Regions from separate parts of the Homo sapiens genome. Here region 2 is linked to region 1. The links are chromatin loops, found by intact Hi-C in ENCODE. Cell type or tissue: HCT116. All regions are shown on one strand. Each heading gives the region's core, and the rest is flanking DNA. Links, peaks and the distances in the headings are about the cores only. Region 1 overlaps TTLL11 (tubulin tyrosine ligase like 11). Region 2 overlaps DAB2IP (DAB2 interacting protein).

Region 1 (7,155 bases), core at 950-5,949:
AATCTCTAAGGGGTCTAAGGACTTGAGTAAGACATACAGACGAATATCAAACTTGAGCTTGTCGATAAGGAGAGGTTTGCAGATGTACTCCTGGACCACCGCTGGCCTGCTCTGGAGGGTCCCTGCCAGGCGGATGTCACTGGGGTCTTTAATGAGGTAGATTCCATCACCCTGACAACCACCATCAGGTTTCACGATAAAAGTGGGCTTCCAGGAGGGGTCATCGTCTTTCACCATTTGAACCTGGAGGGGGAAAAAAGGATGGCCGACATTATATTGTTTTCCCTCTGGATCCCTAACACAGAGCAAGGCCTTAGCAAATGTGTGGTGAATGAGTGACAAGATGATCCCTGCCGATCTGAGCAGGGGCTGAGCATCTTCCATGGAGATGACACTGCACAAGGTACTGAGATGGTGACATCAGGACTGTCCCCAGTCTTGTGCTCCAGAGCGAGGTGGAGAGTGTAGTGGACTGGCAGTCACAAGACCTGGGTTCAAATCCTGTTTCGCCAGTTATTAGCTACCACTTTGAACAGGTCATATAACTAATAATAGTGCTGAGAATGATAATGATGGTGAGCTAATATCATTTATGAGCGCCTGTGAAATGCCAGGCACTATATCAGGCACTTACCTAATTAGCTCATCTAACCCTCACAGAAAATATGGTTGTGTCTTTTTATGTCAGGAACAGAGAGGGTACAGCAGTTGCTGAGGGCATGGGTGTTGGAGTCAGATGGCCTGGGCTCAGACACTGGCCCTGCTCCTTACCCTGCAGCCTTGGACAAGTGACTTAAGTTATCTACACCCTTTCCATCTGTGAAATAGGAGAAAGGTTGTTTTGAGGATTAAATGCAATCATAAATGCAAGAGGCTAAGGACCTAGAACCTGAGAAATAAAAGACAATCCAAAGCCTGGCTGTCACTCTTTTTAGAAGATGAAGTGACTTGCCAGCTAACGCGGGGGCAGAATTGGGATTGGAATCTAGATTGATGACTGAAGCCCTTGGACCTTCCTCTATCCTACCATGTCTTGGTTTCCTCACTTTAAAAATGGGGATATAGACACCTACCCTCACTGTGTCGTTGTAAGGATGAAATAAACTAAAACGTACAAAGGGCCAAGCGCAACACCAAACACAGAGCTGAGCTAGTGCACAGGAAATGTTTGTTTTATGTTTACATCCCTTCTAAAGTTCATCTGGTAGACCTGACCAATCCTTCCATCTGTTGAGATCTTTTTGAAACAAGATCCCGTCGTCCACAGTATTTGCTCTCCTCCCAGCTCCAGGTCAGCAGAACACTCACATAATTAACTATCCAGGCACTTGACCAGTCCAGATAGTCGATCTGGACCTGTGGGTCTGCATAATTCATCCTCGCCCCATTGCCCCTGATGCTGGTGAGGTGCTTCCTGCAGCTATGGAGAGCGGATGGACTGAAATGGCAGGAGAGGAGGTTTTCACAAGCAGAGAGAAGCTGGAGGAAATGTAAGGGTGGATTTGAAAGAGGGATCCATGCTCTCTGCAGCTTCTGGTGTGAAAGTTCCCCTCTGAAATCTGACAGCAGTGCCTGGCAGGCTGAGTTGGTGGGTGCCCCAGTGACAGACTCCTCTCAGCTCTCCACCTTTGCTGTGTAAGCCCAAGCCAGGACATCTGCACTCTGGCTTGTGCCTTGCGCTTATCTCTTTGACCAGCCTATATTTCTAAATAAAGCTTTTGCCAATTCCTTGGGCACTATCACTTATTCTGGGCTTGTAAAAGATCTTTAACAATGGAGAAACACTTAAAGCCTTAATAATGGTCCACATCAATTGTTTCCCCTTGTCAGCAGGATCCGAGAATGGAACTTCACAAGAGATCAATGCAAGCCTCCCAGGGCCTTCCACTGAGGCTTTCTTGCAACTGTGACCTTGACGTTTATGTAGTTATTTAATATTCAACCAAAGCATTCGTACACTTGGCCCTTTACAGTAAATATAAGTGTGCTGGACAAATGGCAGTTATGGACCAGGAAGTGAAAAATGTCAAGTTTGCACTGATGGGAAATTTTTCCCTCTGGAAAGCTTTTGCTATGCCGAAGACACTAACAGTTCAATATATTATCCAGAGCAATATTTTCTCCTTTGAATTCCATGTATATGCCTTAAATAAATTAAACTACCTGGTCAATAGTCTCCGTCACTCATTGGATTCCTGAATACTTCTGCTCTTTGCCAGAATAGTGCCATACAAATCAAGATTATTAATACTCATAGAATCATTGAATTTTTAGAACTAGAAGAATCCTCAGGGATCATCATCACCCAGTACTCTCAAAAGTCAAGGGGGAAACGGAGGCTCAGAGAGGTGACGTGACTTCCCTTGGGTCCCACAACTGGCTGGCAGTATGGTCAGGATGAGAACTGAGGTCTCCCGACCCCACCTCAAGTTTGCGGTGCCATTTTTGCCTCTAAGATAAAACTGAAGATCTCTTGTTCCTCCGCTTACTGTAGGAAAGATCCTCCTAATGTATCAGACAGCACTGAGGTCTGTACTCTGGCCTCACCCTAAAGATTTTGGCCCTGAGTATGGCCATCCAGGAACTATATCTGTAGATCCTGAGTTGGCCAGACTGCCCCAGTTTCAAATCTTCTGTCTGGGTTCCTTGCTTGTTAAAGCGCAGGTGTGATTTACAGGAAACCCTCACAATTGTTCAGAACGTGGTTCCCATAGCCACCAGACCCTTCCGCCACTACTACCCTAAAAAGAGAAACATTTTTCAGAATTCATATTCACTCTCCTCTGAGGTTTATTCAAGAATGACCCTTTCCCAGCAGTTATTAAAGTTAAAAAGTAACACGTTGGCTCTTAAAAAGAAGTCATGGACCAGAATGAAAATATCATCGATATTCCTGGGCCCCAGCCTCAGCAATTCTGATTTAATCGATCTGAGATGAGACCTGGGCATGTGTATTCTGGAAAAATCACCGCAGGTGATTCTGATGAGCACTCTGTCTGAGAATCACTAGACTAAGTGAATTAAATAAAAATACCATCTGAAACCAACATATTGAATGAAGTATTCTGCACTGGTGTTAGCTGGAGTGTGAGGAAGACTCGCGCTTATGCTACAACTGATGGTATCTCTAGTTTTATCCAAACCTGCTGTTGGACCTGAAATCCATTACCTTGTAACGGTATACACGGATGGCTGAAAGAGATACACAGAGGAGGTGGTGGCCTAATTGCCTGGCACTCCGCGGGCCTACTGAAAACTTTATGTGGCTTTTACTGCCCCCTAGTGGACATTTAGAAACCGCTACTGGGAAAGTCACCCCGTTCAAAATTCCAACACTACTGAGCAGTAAGATACTCTACTAAGACATTAAAATGGTCTTAAAGAAACACCACTACAAATGAAATATTATTCAGCCTTAAGAAGGAAAGAAATTCTCACACATGGCACAAAATGGATGCATCCTGAGGATACTATGCTAAGTGAAATAAACTAGACCCAAAAAGACAAATACTGTAAGTAAGAATGCACTTATATGAGGTACCTAGAGCAGTCAAATTCATAGAGACAGAAATTACAATGGTGTTTTCCAGGGCTGGGGTGGGAGGGAATGGAGAATTAATGATTATTGGGTACAGAGTTTCAGTTTTGCAAGATAAAATAAGTTCTGGACATGGATGATAGTTGTACAAAAATGTGAATGTACTTAATGCCACTGTACACTTAACATACATACAATGTACATTTAAAAATGGTTAATCTGGTAAATCTTGTCATGTATATTTTACCAAAATTTTAAGATTAATTTTTAATTTTTTTAAGTCATAGCTTTTGGTAAGTTAGAGATAGTACTATAGTGAAAAACAGAAAATCTGGATTTTAGTCCCAATTGTTTCTGACTGTGTGACCTCGAGAAAGTCACCTAACTTTCTGGGCTTTGTTGTAGTCACCTATAAAATAAAGGGGTCAGACTAAGGTCCCTGGCTTCCGCCAGCGAGCAAATGCTGAACCATGATTTATCTTGATATCACCACAGTCGAAGGCTGCGTTACAAACACACAAGTGGCATTCATCACGTCGGAGAGTTCCTGCTGTGCTGTTGGGATCAGCACATTGGGATGATCTATAAGAGGAGGAGATTTGGGTCTGAGATTTATGATGCATTTGAGGAAATCAGCAGGGCATTTGGAGGAAGCAAGCTAAAATGTTTGGAGGGAGAAATTCAGCAACTAGAATATCAAGCCACAAAACATTATTAGCAATGAGGGGCAGGTAAGAGGCCAATTTCTGAAGAAATACTGTGTCTGCAATACTGGGGAAGTCAAAACCAGTTAGGGCAGTCCTTTGTCACTCAGGTGGATTTGCATCCAATCTTAGCAACTCAGACCTTTGATGTCACAGGTACACGCTACAGATCTCAGGCAAAAACAAGCCTCTGGTAGACAAAATCAGTGTCACACGGTGCATGCCAGACAGGAGGCAGGGCCAGCCCCTGCCAGCCTCAGGGATATGAGCCTGGTACCCAGGGCAAATTCCTACCTCAATGTTCAGGGCAATTTCTGAGTCCACTTAAGATGGAAGGCAGTCTGCAGTGAGGTCACCTAGGGCCAGATGGAAAGGGCAAGAATGGCCTGTTGGGGCAGAGTGGGAGACAGAGCAGTGGGGCAGAAAGGAAGGACCTGGGCAGATGATGTGCTGCTTCGGTGGGGGGTTATGAAGGCAGGAGCGGGCAGGACACTTCTGGGAAACTGTAGATAGTTCCGACGGCTGGAGAACATAAGAGGTGGAGGGGGTATGCACATGGAAATCCCACTAGTGAGATTGGCAGGGGCCAGATAATACCACCACCACGAATAATAATAATAACATTAGCACACGCTTACTGAGCACTTATTATGGGTCAGGCACTGTTCTAAGCACTTTGGAGGTATTATCTCACTTAATCCTCACAACAATCCTATTTTACAGATAGGGAGAGGGAGGCCCAGAGATGTCAAGTAATTTGTCAAAGATTACACAGCCAATAGGTCACAAAGGCAGGATTTGAACCCAGGCAGGCAGATTCCAGAGCCCATGCCAGAATGAATGAGAGATGTATGAGAAGGGGATGGAGGAAGATCAGGCCTAGCTAGGAAGTAAGAGTCTCATAGGGAAGGCCCTTGAATGTTGGTTTAGAGTTTGAGCAATGTCCTAAAATGATGGGGACTCCCTGAAAGGTTTTGAGAAGAAAGCAACTTAATTAGATGTGTATTATGGGATGATGCCTCAGGCTGTCACATAGAAAATTTACCCAAGTGGTTGGATGGTCTGGGGCAGACAGGAAAAGTCCAAACTGAGGCTGCAGTGGAGTCAGAGGGAAGGACAGAGGTTTGGGAAATATTTTGGAGCTAAAATCAACAAAACTGGATGACTGGGAGAGAGAGACAGGAACATAAAGGATAATCCCCCTATGTCTAGGTAGTCACAGGGAATATAAGGGAATGAGGAAAGGCAGAGGGGAGGCAGTGGGAAGATGATGAGCTGCACAGAGGACCCTGGAGGGCACGCACCTAGAGAGGTTTGTGGTCCCTGGGAAATGTGTCTGGAGCTTGGGAGAGAGATCTGGGGTCGTCAGGCCCCCAAGGATGGCCAAGGCCCTCGCAATGGGCCAGATTATCCAGAGACAGGATAGAGAGGAAGAAGAGGGCACCTGGGAGCCAGAGGCTGGAACGGGCAGAACAGACCCCAAACACCCTGTATTTATACTCGATCTGCAGGCGAAGGATGGAGTTTCAACTGGCGAGGGACATGCATCCACGCATCACCAGGGCACCCAGGAGGAAGATAGTTTGGAAGGAATGAAACCAGGTGTAGGAAGGACCCGAGGCTATCAAAGGTCCAAAGGCCTGAGCTGGGGCAGGGACAATGCGGTTGAAATAGGGAGCTGAGAGAAGAGGTAGAATCAGGGCACCTGGTGACTGGACAGATGTGAAAGGCGAGAGAGGAAAGGGTCATGGGTGAGCTCACGGTTTGGGACTTCAGCAATTTTGGGAGGGGTGATGTTACCATTAACAGATTTAGGGACTACAGGGAGAGGAGCAGGTCTCATTGAAGGAAAGTGGGGACAAGGAGAGGAGGAATTCACTTCATCTAATGAGTATTATTTGCACGACTCCAGACAGAGCTAATTTAGGACTTTATAATATCCCGCAAGCCCTCTACTGTTCATCGGAACCAGGCCAGGTTGTCCGATATCTCCTACAGATGATTAATTCTGATACAACAACTCTCCCAAGCTTGGAAAGAATAAGAGCTGCTGTCCGACAGGGATGAGACTCAGACTCTAAACTCAGATGGCGCATACCTCGAACTGGAGCACAGGTATCCGAACAGACCTCTCAAGCTCCGTGGTGAGCGCGGGAACCACGGGCCCGTGAGAAGTAGTGCCTGCCACTGTGCAGGCAAACATTTTCAGCACTCCCTGGCTTTTGAAGAGTTCCAGTTAAGAAAATCTAAGCAGCAAAGAAAGCACCCTGTTCGGCTTATCACTGATGAGTATCCTGAGTTTACTGGGGCAGTGGCATCGATTACCCCTGAGGATTTGGGGCTGACCCCCTGCATGCACTCCTCGAGTGGCCTGGATGGTCCTCCCTTCCTTGGCAGCCAGCACCAATGCACCCTGGCAGTCTCACTTCCTGCCCTTCCCTCCTGTCCTCTCTCACCTCTATGCCTTTACACCGGCTTTCCCTGGACCTCCACCGACCTCCTGCCCTTTCTTTGCCTGTAAAGCTCCTGCCCATCATCTATGGTCCCTTGGGAAGTTCCCTCTGAGAACTGGCCTGCAACCCTCTATACAGACATCTTTTCCTTCCCAAAGTCCTTCTCCATATTGAGCTTCCCCATATCTTCATGACCAGCCCTTTGAGGTCCAGGAAGGAATCATCACTACACACACACACAGACACACACACACATGCACACACATGTATAGAGTACACACATGCGAGCACATGCACACACATGCACACGTACACACTTTATAAACAAAGAAACTGAGGCCAAGGGGCAAGGAGACTTGCCCAAGGCCACACAGCTAGTAGCAGAACCAGAACTATTAGGGAAAGTATGTGAAAACCACAATTACTTTTGCACCAACCTAAATAATACATTAAATCTTCT
Region 2 (7,155 bases), core at 788-5,787, 270 kb before region 1:
TGGTCAGGGTCCTGCCTTCCTGGGAGCATTCTCCTTTGAGCACCACCTCCCTCTTCTTTCTCTCTTCCCCTCCCCCTCCAGTCCTGGACTTCCTGCTGTTCCTGGTCCAGGGGGAGGGCAGGTACCACACAGTGATGGGTGTCCTGCAAGCTGAGCCTGGGTTGTTGAAACTCCTGGCCCAGAAGCCTCTAGCCCCCAGCCAAGGTCCCTGTTTGGGCCGCGTTATGACAGTCTTGTTTCCGGCATGTCAGGTGTGACCATGCCTTCTGTCTCGATGGCTTTCCTTGCTGGTGGTCTCCCTGTGGGGCTGCTGTCCTTATGTGTCGAGGTTTCAGAATGGCCAGGCTCTTGGTGGGGAGGCCCTGGATGGACATGCTGGTGGCCCAGGAGAGAGCGACCCATCCTCAGTCCCTCTGCCTGTGAAGGCAGACTCTCCTGCCTGCCCTGGCAACAGCTCTGCGCCAGCCTGTCTGTGTGGCTGCCGGCAGCCGCGGCTCCTGACTGGCTGCCTTCTCCCAGCTCCCTCACGCCCTCCAAGGCTCACTCACTCACTCACTGGCTGCTCGCAGCAGCTCAGGCAGCGTTCAGGCAGATGGTGCAAGGGAGGCGTGGGCGGGGGTCCTCGGACTCTGCTTGCACACCCCCATGTGTGGGTGAGGTCACGCCCAAGGGATGTCATCAACATACGCTGGGATGGGCTTGGTGCCATTCAAGATCTATCTGCAGGGACAACAAAACCCGACTTCGAGGTCTTAACAAGTCCCTCGGGAGTCTCCAGACTCGAGTCCTTACACTGCATCACCCACTCCCCTGAGCCACCAGGCCCTGGTCTCCTCTCTTGACCCACAGGACACTGCAGGCAAATGCTGGGTTGAAATTCCAGCTCTGCCGCTTGTCAGCTGTGACTTTAGAGAACTTAGCTAACTCTGCAAAATGGGGGATAGTATCAGTTCATGGCATTGTCAAGAGGAATGAATGGGATTTGCAGCTAAATGCTTAGCAGCACCTGGCGAAGAGCAAGCGCAGGAGATGAGTTAACCGGGATTGTGTCATGGAGTTCCCCGGCTCGTGTTGTGTCCTCTCTCTGGAATGCTGCCTTCTCTTTCCCCTGTGATTCCTACTTTGATCATACCTGTCTTTCAGATCCTAGCTCCTTCTGCTTAAAGCTGGCTCTGCTCCCCCTCCCCCAGTCCTAGGCGGACTTCAAGGCCTTCACTTTGCTCCTCATTTTTTGTGCCTGATTTCTGTGCTTCACTTTTGGGTCCACTCCACCTGGTAGCAAGGGGGTGCTTCATGAGGGCACTGGATGGGATCTCTTGACATATACATGTCCTGCCCTCACTGGTAGAACAAAGCAAGAATCTAGCTCCTTCATAGCTCCTCAGAACCTCCGGGCAAACCTGGCTATGGTCCCCTTACTCCCTGCAAAGTGGAGCACATGACCAAGCCCATTCGCAAGGCCTTAGGATGAGAAGTCATAGTGATCCCTTTACAGATGGGCAGCTGAGGCCAGGAATGAGGAGGGGATGTACCCAAGGACACGTAAGAAGTTGGAGACCCTGGCCTGCTGCTTCTGTGCCTCTCTGCTGGGGGTTGGGGAAGGAGTCGGGCCATCTCTCAAGGAATCCGGGAGGACTTCACAGAAGAAGTGACAGGAGTTAAGGCTTGAAAGAGGATGGGTTCATCACATAACCAAGGCAGGGAAGGGCATTTAGGCAGAGGGAACCCCATGAGCCTAGTGCTCAGAGGATGAAAACCTTACTCTCTTCCTGGGACAGTCATTGAGACTGCAGTGAGAGGTGGGAAAGGGCCTGGAGCATCGGGAGAGTGAGAAATCATTGGGAAGGGCAGGAGCCAGCATTAAGGAGAGGCAGAGATAGAGAAGGTGAGCTGGTTAGAGGCTTGGCCCAGACCCGTGTATGTGCCAGATTAGACTGGGGGAGGGAGGGCCCAAGGATAAGCATCCCTTTGTGCCAGGTGCTTCATCTCTTAGTGCTTACAGTGACCTGAGAGGTGTGCTTGTTTTAGAGATGGGGAAACCAGATGCAGAGAGGTTTGGTGGCTTGACCAAGGTCTCATGGGCTAGTAAGAGGCAGAGCCAAAATGTGAACCACCAGCAACATGACTCTCAAGTCCTCTGGTGGCCACCACCTGTTTGGGATGGGGTGGCAGCTCCTCTCAGGGCAGGGGCCCTGTAGTCTACTCCCCAAGCAGGTGTGGGGGCCACTAAGAGAGTGTATGGCCCACAAGGTTCATTGTTAGGTCCTAGGCATGTGTCCAGGTGCACATAGACACCTTCAGTGAACCAGATTGTTCACCAAGCCTGGCAACTCTCTTCAACTAGGCCCTATTGGAAAATGGGTAGGATGCCAGGCAGCCTACAGCTGGGCAGCTCCAACTCTGGCCTCTGTTGCCCAGCAGCCAAAAGGTGGGGCTCTTGTAAGACCTGAGCCCCTCACCCCGTGTCTGGGTCCTGTAGCATTTCGGTCCTTACTTCCTTGCAGTTCTCAGGGTGTGGCAGTTGTCTGTGTGCCTCATTGAGTGGCAGATCTCCTGTGGACCGGGCCCAGGCCTCCTCTCTGGGCCTCTGGCACCTAGCATACAGCCTGGCCCAGCACAGGTGCCCAGTAAATGTTTGTACCATGAACGATACATTGAGCACCTACTGCGTGCCGGGTGCTGTGCCAGGCCCTGGAATAATTAACTTCGGCATGGCACTTTATGATTCACAGAGCTCCTCCCAGTCCCCTTAGGAGTCTGATTGTCTCAGATCAGGTATTTATTTCCCTGTTTTCCAAACAAGGAAACTGAAGCTTAGGAAGAGGAGGGCTGTAGCCTCAGGTCACATCTGTCAGCCAGGGAGGGGCAGAACCAGCCCCAGCCACTGCCCACTCCCTGCTCCCTGGGCAGTGAGCACACCCTGGAGGCTGACAGCTGTTTCTTTCCAACCCCTGCAAGCAAGAGATAGAGCACCCTGGCTGGCAGGGAAGCCAGGCCAACAGAGAATCCGTATCCCAGGAAGCAGGGCTCCTGGGGGCTGCAGTAGGCACCTGGCTCATCCTCAGGGCTCCACCCAGCAGGAGCAGGGGCCTCCTCTTCCACTACCAAGGACCTGGTTGCTGGGGACAATTGTCTGTGTCTGGGGTAAGTCAGAGGCAGGAGAACAAAGAGAACCCTTCCTGCCAATGCCACTCTGACCTTGAAAACCCTGTGGGGTTTCATTTACTCGAAAGAAAAAGGGAAGAGTTGGTTACCAGCTTCAAAGAGGGGCAGACCTCCTGCAGGCGAGCATTGAGGAAACCTTGGCTTTGTGAGTTATTGCTGCCAAATTTCTCCTTTTCAGTTTAACAGAAGTCCTGGGGATCACTGTCCATGGGCTGGGGAGGAATCCGGCCACCTTTTTTAGAAGGCAGGAAGGTGCCAGGATCACTGCTCTTACTTTGGTTGGGCTCTAGGTGGCACAGCTTCTGATGTAAAGATCAAATAACAATAGGGAGATCTGGATGCAGCCTGAAGGCTCACCCCAGTGTCTTGCTGCAGGTGTGCCCAGCTGTGGGACCAGGACCCCAGGAAGGAAGGGCATTGTTCTGTCCCTGCTGTGGGAGTCTCTCAGGGAAGCAGCATAGCACTCAGGAAATCCTGGGCACCGTGAAGGGCTGTGTATTTATTCCTTATTCCACAAACAATAAGCAAGTCCCTGCTGTGTGCCAGGCACTGAGTGGGATCCTGGGAGAAGGATTGATGTGTTGTGGGTCCTGCCATGTCCTGCCTGTTGTGACAGTCCACCACTGTAGTGGCATCTGTGTCCATCTGGAGAGTACATGTTCTGCTAAGGGGGGCAGCAGCCCCTGCACCATGGCACTGGGCATTTGGTGGCAGGCCTTTGGATTTATAAGAGAAGCCAAAAATCTAGAGGTTTTTTTGTGACATTTTAAAATTTCACATCTTTAAATGTTGGCATTTGATTCAAAACTTAAAAATGTCAACACTGTGTGGGCTAAACAAAACATGAATGTTGACCAAATACAGCTCATACTCTTTAGTTAAAGACCTTTATCTTAAAGGTTGGATAAAACCCAGATGGGCAGAGGGCAATAGGCAAGGTCTTCCTGGGGAGGGGGCACCTGGACAGAGGGGTGGTGGTGGGAATCTGCCTGAGCATTTTCAGGGCAGCTGGGAACTGGGAAGTGAGGGGCGGAACTGATGGGGCCCCGCCCAGTCATGGAATCCTTGCATGCCCTGGACGTGCAGATGTGCTGCAGGCCTGACCCAGGCTGCCCTGAGAGCCTCCAGCTGTGTCCATCCCTCCAGTCAGCAGCGTTTACCCAACACCGTCACATAAATGAGGCTTTGGCCAGGCAGGAGCTCAAGGAAGAAGGGTCATGAGTATTTAAGAGAAACCTCCAGGACACACGATCCTCATCTCCAGGAAAGCTATGGAATGGGGGCTGTCGATCTCTCCGTTGTCCATGCATGCATGTGACCTCCCCTGCCATTTGCATTTGCTCTCCTGCAGCTCCTTCAGGTTCTGGGCTGGGCCAGGAGGGCTTTCGCAAGAACACCTAAAAACCCTTGGAAAGGGGCTCTTCCCTTCTCCTCTTCCTGTTCCTCCCCTGCAGGAGTCCTGCATTGTTCAGAGGGTTTGAACGGCTCTGGCCAAAGCCTGTTTGGGTGTCTTCCTGTTCGGGGCCTGCAGTTATGACTCCTCCCTTTTTCTCAGTTTCTCCCCGTCTGCCACTCCCCCCATGATCCATATTTGAGTTTCTTCTAAATGATCACCTGCAGAAATGGTCCTTCAGATTGTCCCAGAGATTTGCCCAGGAAACTTTCATTGAGCCCCTGCTGTATGCAGGGCCTTGGGCCAGAGAGGGGACTGAAACCCAGGGCTCCCACTGACTGGTAGAGTAGACAGCCACACAGACAGCCAGTGGGTTTGAAGAAGAAACTCAAGTGTGGATCATAGGGGGAGTGACAGACAGGGGGAAGAAACAGAAAAAGGGAAGTTATGACTGCAGGCCTACCTGGGAGGCTGAGGCAGGAGTATCCTTTGAGCCCAGGAGTTTGAGTCTAGCCTGGGCAATATAATGAGACTATGTTTCAAAACAAGATAAGTTAAAAAAATTGCAAGTATAGAGTACCAAATTCCAGGCACTATAAAGCAAAAAGTAACAAAACTTCTATGCCACTCCCACCATAGAATCTCTTACTCCACCAAAAGCCACGGTGGACTGTTGGTCGGGGACTTTTTCTGCAGACTTTTTTCTGTGGCCAATGAAATGATCTTATCCACGTCCCTGTGCCTGGAACAGGCCACCCAGCATGCTCCTGCTTCCTTGGCCTGCAGAAGGACTGAGGGAGCCTAGCTGCCATGGCCCAGAGCCCTCTCTCCCAGCACCCACAGCCTTTAGTCCCATAGCTATGGTGCTGGGTGGCCCTCCATGGACGGAGTCTGTGGCTCTGGAAGGAAGAGGGCATGGTCTTTTCCCAGCAGTGCCACACAGACTCAGGCCGTGGGCTGCCTCAGCCAGCAGAGAGGGAGGCAACAAGCAGGCTGGCTGGCTGAGGACTTCGAGAGCACACAGGGCTCCCCCAAGGGATCCTCGGGATTGAGTTATTTCTGTTTTTGCTCACCTGTGCCTGGCCCTGGGGACAGAGACAGGAATCAGCTGCAGTCCCTGCCTCCCTGGAGGAGCTCCCAGTCAGGTGGGAGAGGTGCCTGCCACCCCTGATGAAACTGTCTCTACCTCAGGTTCTCCCTGCTGCTCAGAACAAGGGACAGCCAGGAACCAGGTCCAGGGAGGAGTGTGGTCTGGGCTCAGGGGAGCCCTGGAGGAAGTGGATTGTAAGCTAAGATTGGGAGGAACTCTCCCCACCCTGGTTTCACCTGATGGGTCTTGCAGCACCTCCTGCTCAGTAAGCAAAGAACTGGATGGGAAAGAACTGACATCTGTGCAATGCAGACACTTGGAGCTGTTGTTTCATTTAGAGTACAGTGTTTTCCCCTAGAGGCCCTGTGTGGATGAAGACACAGAGCTGGTTGAGGATTGGGCCCAGGGGGTAGGGCGGAGAGGAGGGTGCATGGTGAAGATTTGTCTACTTAGGCTGGTGAGCCCACTCGGGGTGGAGCACTGGCTTAAGGCACCTTGGCCCTGCCCACTGCTGCTGGGGGACCTTGATCAAGGTACTTCATCATCAGTCAAATGGGGCAGAGAGCCCTGCCCACCTCCCAGGGCTTCTCTGAGAGTCTGCCTGACAGTCTTTCTGCCTTGGGAGCAGCAGAGCCTGGGCCCATGTTGGGGATGATGAGGATGTTGATGGTAACGAGGATAGTGACAGGGACAACATGGGGGATTGTTTACTGAGGATTCCCTCATGCTGGCGCTTGAGGTGACACACCCTCACTGTGTGCTGTGTGCCCTGCCGTCATGGCTCCCCACTGGACCCTGCACCGAGCCCTAGACTTGCTCCCCTTTCAGTCAGTTCTCTGCCCAGGACTCACTTGTTATGACTCAGGTTCCTTCCTGTGGACCCTGAATGGGGAGCACCTGACTACCTTTCCAGTTGCACTTCCCCCACCCCTCCCCGTTCCCTGCCCCACGAGTGCTCCAGCATACATCTTTGTCCTTGTTCCCTCTTCTTCTCTTCCTGGAACATTCTTTGTTCAGATACCTGTGTGGCTTGCTGCCCCACTTCATTCAAGTGTGAATCCAACCACCCGGTCAAACACAGCCCCCTCCCATCCTCTAGCCAGGACCTGGCTCTGCATTTGTCTCTAGCTGTTGAGTTCACCTGATGTTGTTACATACTTCGTGTACTTTTCCCACACTCTAGACTGTACGCCACATGCAAGTAGAACATTTATGTCTTGTACCCTGATGTGTCTCTGGCACCTAGAATCGGGCCTGACAGAAAGTTGGTGAATGAACAAACAAACATTTAATTGTACCCCATAATGTGGACACATTGCTGTCTACATTTTACAGATGGGGAAACTAGACTCAAAGAAGAGGTGGATTGACTAGCCCAATGTCATACAGCTGCAGCGGGACAGAACCAGGATTTTAGCCCAGTGTCTGTGGCCTCTGAGCCCTGTCTCAGCCAGTAGACACTCCCACCTCCCCAGAATCTAGGATGGACAGGAATGGGAGGGGGCCC

What was found. A loop is a pair of places that touch in the nucleus more often than their neighbours do. Peaks named below come from ENCODE experiments on the same cell type or tissue, not always from the same donor. Only the 100,000 strongest peaks of a DNase experiment are listed, where the experiment ranks them.
Region 2: a loop joins it to region 1, with 8 times the contacts of the local background. A loop is called at or near these places in 6 of 110 quality-filtered maps.

What each region holds. Positions count from the first base shown.
Region 1 is chr9:121,989,528-121,996,682 of GRCh38, forward strand. TTLL11 (tubulin tyrosine ligase like 11) reads right to left here. Exons shown (of 9, transcript NM_001139442.2): 4 at 1-243. Among named protein-coding and RNA genes, the nearest start is that of TTLL11, 100 kb to the right of the region's middle. In HCT116, for the core only: a CTCF peak has its summit at 3,310 (motif pointing left); a DNase peak (open chromatin) is centred at 3,254.
Region 2 is chr9:121,717,711-121,724,865 of GRCh38, forward strand. All of the region lies in intron 3 of DAB2IP (DAB2 interacting protein), which reads left to right. Among named protein-coding and RNA genes, the nearest start is that of DAB2IP, 70 kb to the left of the region's middle. RefSeq lists enhancers at 408-1,005, 2,483-3,010. In HCT116, for the core only: a CTCF peak has its summit at 3,459 (motif pointing right); no DNase peak of the experiment used is centred there; H3K27ac peaks cover 599 bases.